Regions from separate parts of the Homo sapiens genome. Here region 1 is linked to region 2. A link is an interaction called in ENCODE POLR2A ChIA-PET data of the cell type or tissue named here. Cell type or tissue: OCI-LY7. All regions are shown on one strand.

Region 1 (5,000 bases), 90 kb before region 2:
GGTTTTTTTTGTTTTTTTTTTTTTGAGATGGAGTTTCACTCTTGTTTCCCAGGCTGGAGTGCAATGGTGCAATCTCAGCTCACCAGAACTTCTGCCCCCCAGGGTTCAAGCGATTTTCCTGCCTCAGCCTCCCAAGTAGCTGGGATTACAGGCATGCACCACCACACCTGGCTAACTTTGTATTTTTAGTAGAGATGGGGTTTCTGCATGTGGGTCAGGCTGGTCTCGAACAGTGCATGTTAATAACTATGTGTCCTTAGGCACAAAATAACTGTGTGCCCTTCAATTCCCTGAGCCTCAGTTTCCTTATCTGGAAAATAGTGAAAAGATTATTTACCACCCCTGCCCTTGCAGGATTGTCGGGAAGATTTGATAATACAGTGGTCTCAGAATGTTAGGCAAGTACTGAGCCCATACAGGGCTTGGGCACAGAGAAGTAAAGTCACTTCTGAAGATCACACAGCTAGAAAGTGGCAGAAATGGGATTTTAGGCCAGGTGTGGTGGCTCATGCCTGTAATCCCAGCACTTTGGGAGGCCAAGGTGGGCAAGTCACTTGAGGTCAGGAGTTCAAGATGAGCCTGGTCAACATGGCAAAACCCTATCTCTACAAAAATACAAAAATTAGCCAGGCGTGGTGACATGCGCCTGTAATCCCAGCTACTAGGGAGGCTGAGGCAGGAGAATTGCTTGAACTTAGGAGGCAAAGGCACGGTGGCTCACGCCTGTAATTCCAGCATTTTGGGAGGCCGAGGCAGGTGGATCACCTGAAGTCAGGAGTTTGAGACCAGCCTGGCCAACATGGTGAAACCCCATCTCTACTAATAGTACAAAAATTAGCCAGGCATCCTGACACACACCTCTAATCCCAGCTGCTTAGGAGGATAAGGCAGGAGAATCGCTTGAACTTGGGAGGCAGAGGTTGCAGTGAGCCAAGATCGCACCATTGCACTCCATCCTGGGTGACAAGAGCAAAACTCCGTCTCCAAAAAAAAACAGAAATTGGGATTTCAACCTGGCCTGACTCCAGAGGAAATGCTTTCCTCCTGTACCTTATGGCCATCTCGAGTAGGAAATAGACTGTGTCTTTGATATGTGAGGTGCAGGTTTGTTGGATTTGGGGGGCATTGGTTGTGAAGATTGGGGGCAAGGTAGAAAGGAAGTGTTGACTTTCACATCAGCTGTTCATCTTGAGGTTCTGGGGGCCTAGCCAGGCCAAGCTGGCGAGGGCAGAGCAGGAAGCTCAGGGCAGCAGCAGGGGTGAGTGGGGCAGAGTCTGAGAAGCAAATGTGAGGGTCAGAATGACCACGGGATGATGATGATGATGATGGTGATTGTGTATTTCATCAAATTGATGACCCTGGTAACTGTAAGAGTTAGGAGCCCCAGGAGCTCCAGGTATCCTTCATAAGAGAGTCAGCATGGAAGAAAGGTTAAGTGGGAACTGTTCATGCTTTTCCTTCATTTGTAGTTCCCTATTAAATTAGGCAAACCAAAAAGAACATTCGGAAATGCTTAATGCTGATTAGACTGTGATGAAACCAGCTCACTCATACATATCACGGGGGACTGGGTCAACCCATGCCACTGTTCTAGACACAAAATTTGACCATGTGTATCAAGAATCTTGAAAATATCCATATTCAAGCCTGGTCATCTCACTTATGGGAAAAGAACCCATAAAAAAGAAAAAGTACAATTTATGGCACCATGTTTCTTAGCACATGAGACAACACTATGCGTGCACCTTATTTTATGTACTATGAAGAAAAAAAGCAAAACCATGTGCTGCCATTTACTGTGATAAAAAGTAACACAGGCTGAAACCGATCAATTGTCAGGCCCAGCCAGATTTCAGAGACATTAAAATGTGAGAAAACGTGGTCTTAGAATTGGATTAAAAACCATCCAAAATGGTTTAAAAACATGCAAAATGCAATAATGAGATCATTTGACTCCTTGGTAAGTTTCCTGGCCTCTGAACAGGTGCGAATCTGACGCATATAGTGGTAAAAAATAAGATAGAAAATTGTCTGCTGCCTTTTTTTGTTTTGTTTTTTTGAGACAGGGCCTGGTTCTGTCTTCCAGGCTAGAGTGCAGTGGTGCAATCTCGGCTCACTTCAACCTCCGTCTCCTGGGTTCAAATGGTTCTTGGGCCTCAGCCACCCTAGTAACTGGAATTACAGGTGTGCGCCACCATCTCCAGCTAGTTTTTTTTGTTTTGTTTTGTAGTTTTGGTAGAGACAGGGTTTCTCCATATTGGCCAGGCTGGTCTCGAACTCCTGGCCTCAAGTGATCCACCTGCCTCAGCCTCCCAAAGTGCTAGAATTACAGGCATGAGCCACCGCACCTGGCCCACTGTCTTTGATTATAATTGTAAAAGATAAAGACAGGTGGGAGAGAAAGAGGTAGATGGGTAGATGATACATAAGTTTGGTGTGCAGGGATTGTTATGAATTTATTTCCCTTTCTTTTGTTCCTTTTTTCACAATAGTAATAAATAGATCAAGGCTATAGGTCTGTTCATGGGGTAAATGGCAGCAGGTCAAGCTGGGGGTATGCATTTGAGTCTGGGGGTTCCAAATGAGGCTGGGGGTTGAAGGAATGAGTTGGTGGCTGAGGACCTTGTCAGAAGCCCATACCAGGGCACAGAGACAGCAAGGGAAGTAGGGATTGCAATGCACAACCAGGGACACACCTTGGGGAACTCCCAGGGCCTGGAACCTGGAGCCTGGAGCCTGTTTGTCATCACACAGAAGCTAGCCTGAGAGGGTGTTGTCAGGAGGACATTGCTGGGGGGCTGGGGAAAGAGCCAGGACCGCTTGTGGCAAATAAGCCTCTTACTGGTTTGAAGAACATGTTCCTTTTCATGATCTGCCCTTATGGAATTAATTGTGTTTTGGAAAAAAGTTGTCTTAATGAGATTGCTTTTAGAGCTTTTTGAGTGTCAGCTCTCCTCGTTTCTGAGAGGAAAACAGCTGTGTTAGGAGAGAAACTGGTGGGGTTTTGTAGCCATGGTGCAGACCTGGCTTGCAGTTCTGCTGAGATAGCCTCATCGGCCCTCCTCAGAGCCCCTCTCTGCCCCCTGCCACCTCCCAAAGCTTCAGTTTTCCTCTTTTTTTTTTTTTTTTGAGACGGAGTCTCGCTCTGTCGCCCAGGCCGGACTGCGGACTGCAGTGGCGCAATCTCGGCTCACTGCAAGCTCCGCTTCCCGGGTTCACGCCATTCTCCTGCCTCAGCCTCCCGAGTAGCTGGGACTACAGGCGCCCGCCACCGCGCCCAGCTAATTTTTTGTATTTTTAGTAGAGATGGGGTTTCACCTTGTTAGCCAGGATGGTCTCGATCTCCTGACCTCATGATCCACCCGCCTCGGCCTCCCAAAGTGCTGGGATTACAGGCGTGAGCCACCGCGCCCGGCCCAGTTTTCCTCTTTTGTAAAATGGGAACGATCACACTACCTCACAGAGTTGAGGTGAGGGTTAAACAAGATTGCGTGCGGAAAACACTTAGCCGGGTGCCTGGCTCGAGCCTGCATTTAAGACATGGGAGCTGCTGGCTCTGTCATGAGGATGAACTGGCTTTTCAGCCCTCAGCTGACCTTGTTCCTTGGCACAGGTGACTGCACTCAGCAGCCACCTCTGGGGAACTTAAGAGCCAGGTGTGTGTGGAAATCCCTGCAGCTCCTGGGCTTATTTCGCATGAGGCATGCAGAGGCCCTTGGTGCAACTGGGGTTCCTTACCCACCTCGGCTGCACATCCACCACCGCAGCACCCAGACCACACCCAGATGGGTTGAATTGGAAGCTCTGAGCCCAGGACTCAGGTTTTGGGGTGCCTTAAAGCTGCCAGGTGATTCCAACATGCAGCCTGGCCTAGGCAGCCCCTCCCTCTACAGAAGGAGGAAAGAGGGATAGCTGAGCTCTGTGTCCTGTGGTTTCCATGGCCAAAGCATCAGTAGATGTTGGCTCAGGTGACCTAGTCACACAGGTGGCAGCTCTTCATTTCTACCTGGGTAACTTTTTCTTTTTTCTTTCTACACTTTTGTAAAACAAATAGCACAGCCCCTGCTCCTGGTTGACATGACTGAAGTCACAGGCTTGGACCAGACTCCCCTCTCAGTCATTCCCAGGGAAATAGGCAAAGCGTGTCCCCCCAAAACTGTGTCTTTAAACTCAACGCATTGGTGAGTCCTGAAATCCATTGAGTGGGCTACAGTCGACCTTTTAAGAAATGAAATAGGGCTAGGTGCAGTGGCTCACACCTGTAATCCCAGCACTTTGGGAGGCCAAGGCAGGCGGATCACTTGAGGTCAGGAGTTTGAGACCAGCCTGAGTAACATGGAGAAACCCCATCTCTATTAAAAATACAAAAAATTAGCCAGGCGTGGTGGTGCATACCTGTAGTCTCAGCTACTTCCTGGGCTGAGGTGGGAGGATCTCTTGAGCCCAGGACGTTGAGGCTGCAGTGAGTCCTAATCATGCCACTGCCCTCCAGCCTAGGTGGCAGAGTGAGACCCTGTCTCAAAAAAAAAAAAAAAAAAAAAAAAAAAAAGAAATAGAATGAAATGGAAAATAAGAGCGCCTCACATAGTAACTTCAGTGCTAGTTATGGAATGTGTGTACACAAGTCAGTGTGTACTGAGATGCAGGGTATGAAATGTGATTTCTTATTGAGAAACACCGCTCCAAACTCCCTTCCCAGCATGGGGCTTCCCCAGCTGTGAGGAGGGTGCAGGGCTGGGCAGTGTTCATGAGGGGTCCCGCAGGAGGAGGGGGAGCTGGGCTTGGCAGCCTGGGTTGGAATCCTAGCCTTGCTTCTCGCTGGCTGTGTGACCTGGGGCAAGTCACTGGCCTCTCTGTTCTCAGTTTCCTCATCCATAAACAGAGACATTGCAGTCCCCGCCTCATGGGCTTGTTACAGTATGTTAATGAAGGTCTTTGCACAGAGCTCAGAAAATATTAAATAGCAGGTATTCTGGGGATAGTTGGAATGATTACAGTTC
Region 2 (5,000 bases):
ACTTCTCTTCCACATCTGTTTGGCTTGTCTACTAAGATCACAGTTCTAGCTCTTTATAAAAGATCCCTGTAATCCCAGCACTTTGGGAGACTGAGGTGGGAGGATTGCTTGAGCCCAGGAGTTTGAGGCTGCAGTGAGCTATGATCGGGCCACTGCACTCCAGCCTGGGTGATAGAGCAAGATCATGTTTTTTTTAAAAAAAAATCCCACCCTCCTCCAGTTTAGTCAGCAGATCTTCCTTTATTTGTCTTTCACTCTTCTGCTGGTTCTGTTCTGGTAGCACAACAGAAGCATATTTTTTTTATATTTATTTATTTATTTATTTATTTATTTATTTATTTAGAGACGGAGTCTCACTTTGTTGCCCAGGCCAGGCTGGCTGAATCTCAGCTCACTGCAACCTCCACCTCCTGGGTTCAAGGGATTCTCCTGCCTCAGCCTCGCAAGTAGCTGGGATTACAGGCATGCGCCACCACCACACCCAGCTAATGTTTGTATTTTTAGTGGAGATGGGGTTTCACCATGTTGGCCAGGCTGGTCTCAAACACCCGATCTCAGATGATCCACCAACCTTGGCCTCCCATAGTGCTGGGATTACAGACATGAGCCACCATGCCCAGCCCAGAAGCATATTTTAAAACACAACCCAGGCTAGGTGCGGTGGCTAATGCCTGTAATCCCAGCACTTTCAGCAGCGGAGGCATGGTGAAACCCTGTCTCTACTAAAAATTTTTAAAAATTGGCTGGGTGTGGTGGCACATGCCTGTAACCCCAGCTACTCGGGAGGCTGAAGCATGAGAATCGCTTGAGCCCAGGAGGCGGAGGCTGCAGTGAGCCAAGATTGCACCACTGCACTTCAGCCTGGGTGACAGAGTGAGACTCCATCTCAAAAAAAAAAAAAAACCACACACAACCCAGGCTGGCCACGGTGGCTCACACCTGTAATCCCAGCACTTTGGGAGGCTGAGGCAGGCGGACTGCTTGAGCTCAGGAGTTCAAGACCAGCCTGGCCAACATGGTAAAACCCTGTCTCTACAAAAAATAAAAAAAAATCCAAGTGTTGGTGGCTCACGCCTGTAGTCCCAGCTACTTGCCAAGCTGAGGCGGGAGGATTGCTTGAACCTGGGAGGTGGAAGTTGCAGTGAGCCAAGATCGCACCGTGCACTCCATGCACTCCAGCCTGGGCAACAGAGTAAGACCCTGGCTCAAAAAAAAAAAACCCACAAAAAAACAAAACCAAACAACCCAGGTCCAGGTCCTCCTTGATTTCTCAAGCAAACCTGTTTCTCAGAAACAAAAGTTTCAAGGCATAAGCCTCACTGTTTTCTTATCTTATGGGTCTTCATTCAATTTATCTACCTCCACCCGCAAAGAAGCATATCTCCTATACAATAAGGGCCCTGTTCTTTTCATTTGTTTTCACTAATAAAATATACCCCCATTCTATGGGTAAAGCCAGAGTCTGAGCTCTCCAAATGCTAAACCGTGATCAAAGTTCATGCAATTCACAAATCAAAGTCAACTTGCCCAGCCGCAAGTGTTGCTTAAAGAGGTATTACAAAAAGCAAAAATCTACCCGCCGGAGTCTACAGGTTGGTAAACTAAAGTTCTGCCCTTTTGAAGGTAAGCCTGCTCTGGGACAGAAAGACTTTTCCCCCAATAATCGAATCCCTGTCCCGCCTGCCTGCTGAGGTCAAGGCTGTACTCACATGAGTTAGGTCAAGGCCTGCCCTAGAGGCCCTTGTACTCAGGCTCCAGCCAGTTAAAATCCTGTGGAACCACTGTAACTGTCACAAACTACCCAGGTCAGGAACACACTTGACCCGTAATTACCTTTAAGCCTGGAGCCCTGACAACACCAGAAATTTGATCTCCACAGGACTGCCTCTCAAAGTTTTCTAAAGAAAATATGTAAATTAACATGTTGGGGTTTCATGGGGCTGATAATTAATTGCACCCTCCTTAGCCTTTCCAAATTCCAAATCCACTGAGAAAAAGATATATGAATCAGGAAACTAGAGCTCTAGAGTTTGTTTTCTGGATAAGGCTGATTGGAGAATGTGGCTTTAGTGGTGCATGCAATTTCCCTCTGGATTAAACTAATTTACCCAGCCACAGGCTGGGTTACTGCAAATGTCTTTCACAGGGACAGGCTCCTCATGGTGAAGGAGGAAAACAGCAGTGTCTAAAGGTCAGGCCATAGCAAAAAGAAAAAAAGAGAAAGGGACCAGGCAACAAACTCAGCATCTTCTCCCAAACCCACTATTAGGCAAATCACTCCTCACTCATGGAGGTACCAGAGAAAGGGATGAGTTTTCCTTCAGTAGCTTCTCTATTGAAAAGCGGAAGTTCCCTCTCTGCTTATATAAGTAAGTAGAGGATAAGTTCCCTTCAAACAGTTGCTTTTGGTTTCGGGATTTGTTTTTGATTTAGTAACTGTAGTCATGGTACTTGGATCACGTGATGTGTTTGTTAGAATTCACTGCATTACAAGGCAAAATCAAAGTGGCTAAAGCAACATAGGGAACTCATATTAGTTCAGAGACTGATCCTCCCTCAGGCAAAGCTGGATTCAGGGTTTGATTGACATTTACCAGGCCTCTGTTTCTTACCATCTCTAGGCTCTGCTTCTCTCTGTATTGACTTCATTCTCAGGCTGGTTCTTCCCAAGTATCAGCAAAAATGGCCATCAGACCGGGTACGGTGGCTCACACCTGTAATCTCAGAACTTCGGGAGGTTGAGATGGGCAGATCACTTGAGTTCAGGAGTTCAAGACCAGCCTGGCCAACATGGTAAAACCCCATCTTTACTAAAAATACAAATATTAGCCAGGCGTGGTGGCAGCTGCCTGTAATCCCAGCTACTTGGGAGACTGAGGCAGGAGAACTGCTTGAACCCGAGAGGCGAGGTTGCAGTGAGCCAAGATCGCACTAATGCACTCCTGCCTGGGCAACAGAGCAAGACTCCATCTCAACAATAACAACAACAACAAAAGAAAAGAAAAAAATGGCCATCAGCAGCTCCAAGCTTGCATTCTACCAGCTTAGAAACAAACCTTGGTGATAATTTCTCCTTCCTAACACTTTCAGCAAAATCCCATAATGAAGTTTCCTTGGTCTGGCTTGGGTCATGTGCCTTCTCTCTGGACCAACCACTGCTAGCAACAGAATATAATGCTGTGATTGGCCAGACCTAGGCCACATGTTCATCCTTGGAGCCCTGGTCCAGTTCCACATAAACTGCATGAACCTAGGGGGTGTTGGATTGTTCCTCCAAGGAAAATCAAAATACAATAATCAGAGAAGCAGGAGAATGGATTCTAGGGGGGAAAAACATGACCATCACACATGACGCAAAGCAAGATGAGTTAAAGGGAAAGAACAGCCAAAGGTTAGTGACTTCGAAAGGGCTTTGCAGTGAAGGCATTAAGTGTCTCAGGGACACTTCTCCAGTTCAGCCCAGCTCTGCCTAGCGAGTTGAATATATTACTCAACGCTTTCTTCAGCTTGTTGCTTGTTACATGTGATTTCCCAGGTTCTTGTATTCAACAGCATTCACTTGTTAGGTTATTTATTTAGCACCTATTATATGCCAGACATTATTTTGGACACCATATAAAGTCTTTTTTTTTTTTCTTTTTTATACAAGGCCTCACTCTGTTGCCCAGCCTGGAGTACACTGGTATGATCACAGCTCATGGCAACTTCCACCTCCCCTGGCTCAGGTGATTCTCCCATCTCAGCCTCTTGAGTAGGACTACAGGTGTATGCCACCACACCTGGCCAGTTTTTGGGTTTTTTTTTTTTTCTTTGTACAGACAGGGTCTCATTATATTGTCCAGGCTGGTCTTGAACTCCTGGCCTCAAGTGATCCTCCTGCCTCCGCCTCCCAAAATACTGGGATTACAGGCGTGAGCCACTGCATCTGGCCTAAAGTCATGAATAAAACAGACAAAATTTCCTGCTCTCGTGGCATTTATCATTTAGTCAGGGAGGAGACAAACATTCAACAAAATAAATAAGCACTATGTGTTATGAAGAAAAATGCAGATGGCACTATTGGGTGATTTAAATAGGTGATCAGGCCAGGCACGGAGGCTCATGCCTGTAAATCCAGCACTTTGGGAGGCCGAGGCAGGTAGAACACGAGGTCAGGAGGTCGAGACCATCCTGGCCAACATGGTGAAACCCCATCTCTACTAAAATACAAAAAAAAAATTTGCTGGGCGTGGTGGCATGTGCCTGTAGTCCCAGCTACTCAGGAGGCTGAGGCAGGGGAATCACCTGAACGCAGGAGGTGGAGGTTGCAGTGAACCGAGATCACGCCATTGCACTCCAGCCTGGCCACAGAGCAAGACTCTGTCTCAAAAAAAAAAAAAAAAAGTGATCAGAGAAGAGGATGCAGGCCAGGTGTGTGGTGGCTCACACCTGTAATCCCAGCACTTTGGGAGGCTGAGGTGGGCAGATCACTTGAGGCCAGGAGTTTGAGATCAGCCTGGCCAACATGGGAAAACCCTGTCTGTACTAAAAACACAAAAATTAGCCAGGCATGGTGGCACACGCCTGTAGTCTCAACTACTCAGGAGGCTGAGGCAGGAGAATCACTTGAACTCGGGAGGTGGAGGTTGCAGTGAGCTGAGATCGCATGACTGCACTCCAGCCTGGGCAACAATGTGAGACTCTGTCTCAAAAAAAAAAAAGAGAAGAGGATGCGGATGCAGGCAAAACACATGGTACATGCTTAACCCATGGGCTCCATTGCTCTTATTCTTGTTATTATCATTACCACTATTATTATTTGGCATATTAAAGGCATTTGGTGACCCCTTGCTGTCTCCAGCATTAAGTAGCCTCAGCTTAGCATATAAGACCCCCTGCATTAGGTCCTAAATTCTTCTTATTATTTTTTTGAGACAGAGTCTCACTCTGTCGCCCAGGCTGGAGTGCAGTGGCATGAACTTAGCTCACTGCAACCTCCGCCTCCTGGGTTCAAGTGATTC

The links. Peaks named below come from ENCODE experiments on the same cell type or tissue, not always from the same donor. Only the 100,000 strongest peaks of a DNase experiment are listed, where the experiment ranks them.
Region 1: POLR2A ChIA-PET joins it to region 2 with 7 read pairs; 8 of 35 experiments call an interaction of 5 or more read pairs at or near these places.

What each region holds. Positions count from the first base shown.
Region 1 is chr12:110,677,989-110,682,988 of GRCh38, reverse strand. All of the region lies in intron 3 of HVCN1 (hydrogen voltage gated channel 1), which reads left to right. Among named protein-coding and RNA genes, the nearest start is that of HVCN1, 8.6 kb to the left of the region's middle. In OCI-LY7, no CTCF peak of the experiment used is centred here; a DNase peak (open chromatin) is centred at 4,449; H3K4me3 peaks cover 453 bases; H3K27ac peaks cover 415 bases.
Region 2 is chr12:110,588,440-110,593,439 of GRCh38, reverse strand. No RefSeq gene overlaps it. Among named protein-coding and RNA genes, the nearest start is that of PPTC7, 7.6 kb to the right of the region's middle. RefSeq lists enhancers at 2,423-2,472, 2,493-2,542. In OCI-LY7, no CTCF peak of the experiment used is centred here; a DNase peak (open chromatin) is centred at 2,409; H3K4me3 peaks cover 380 bases; H3K27ac peaks cover 1,170 bases.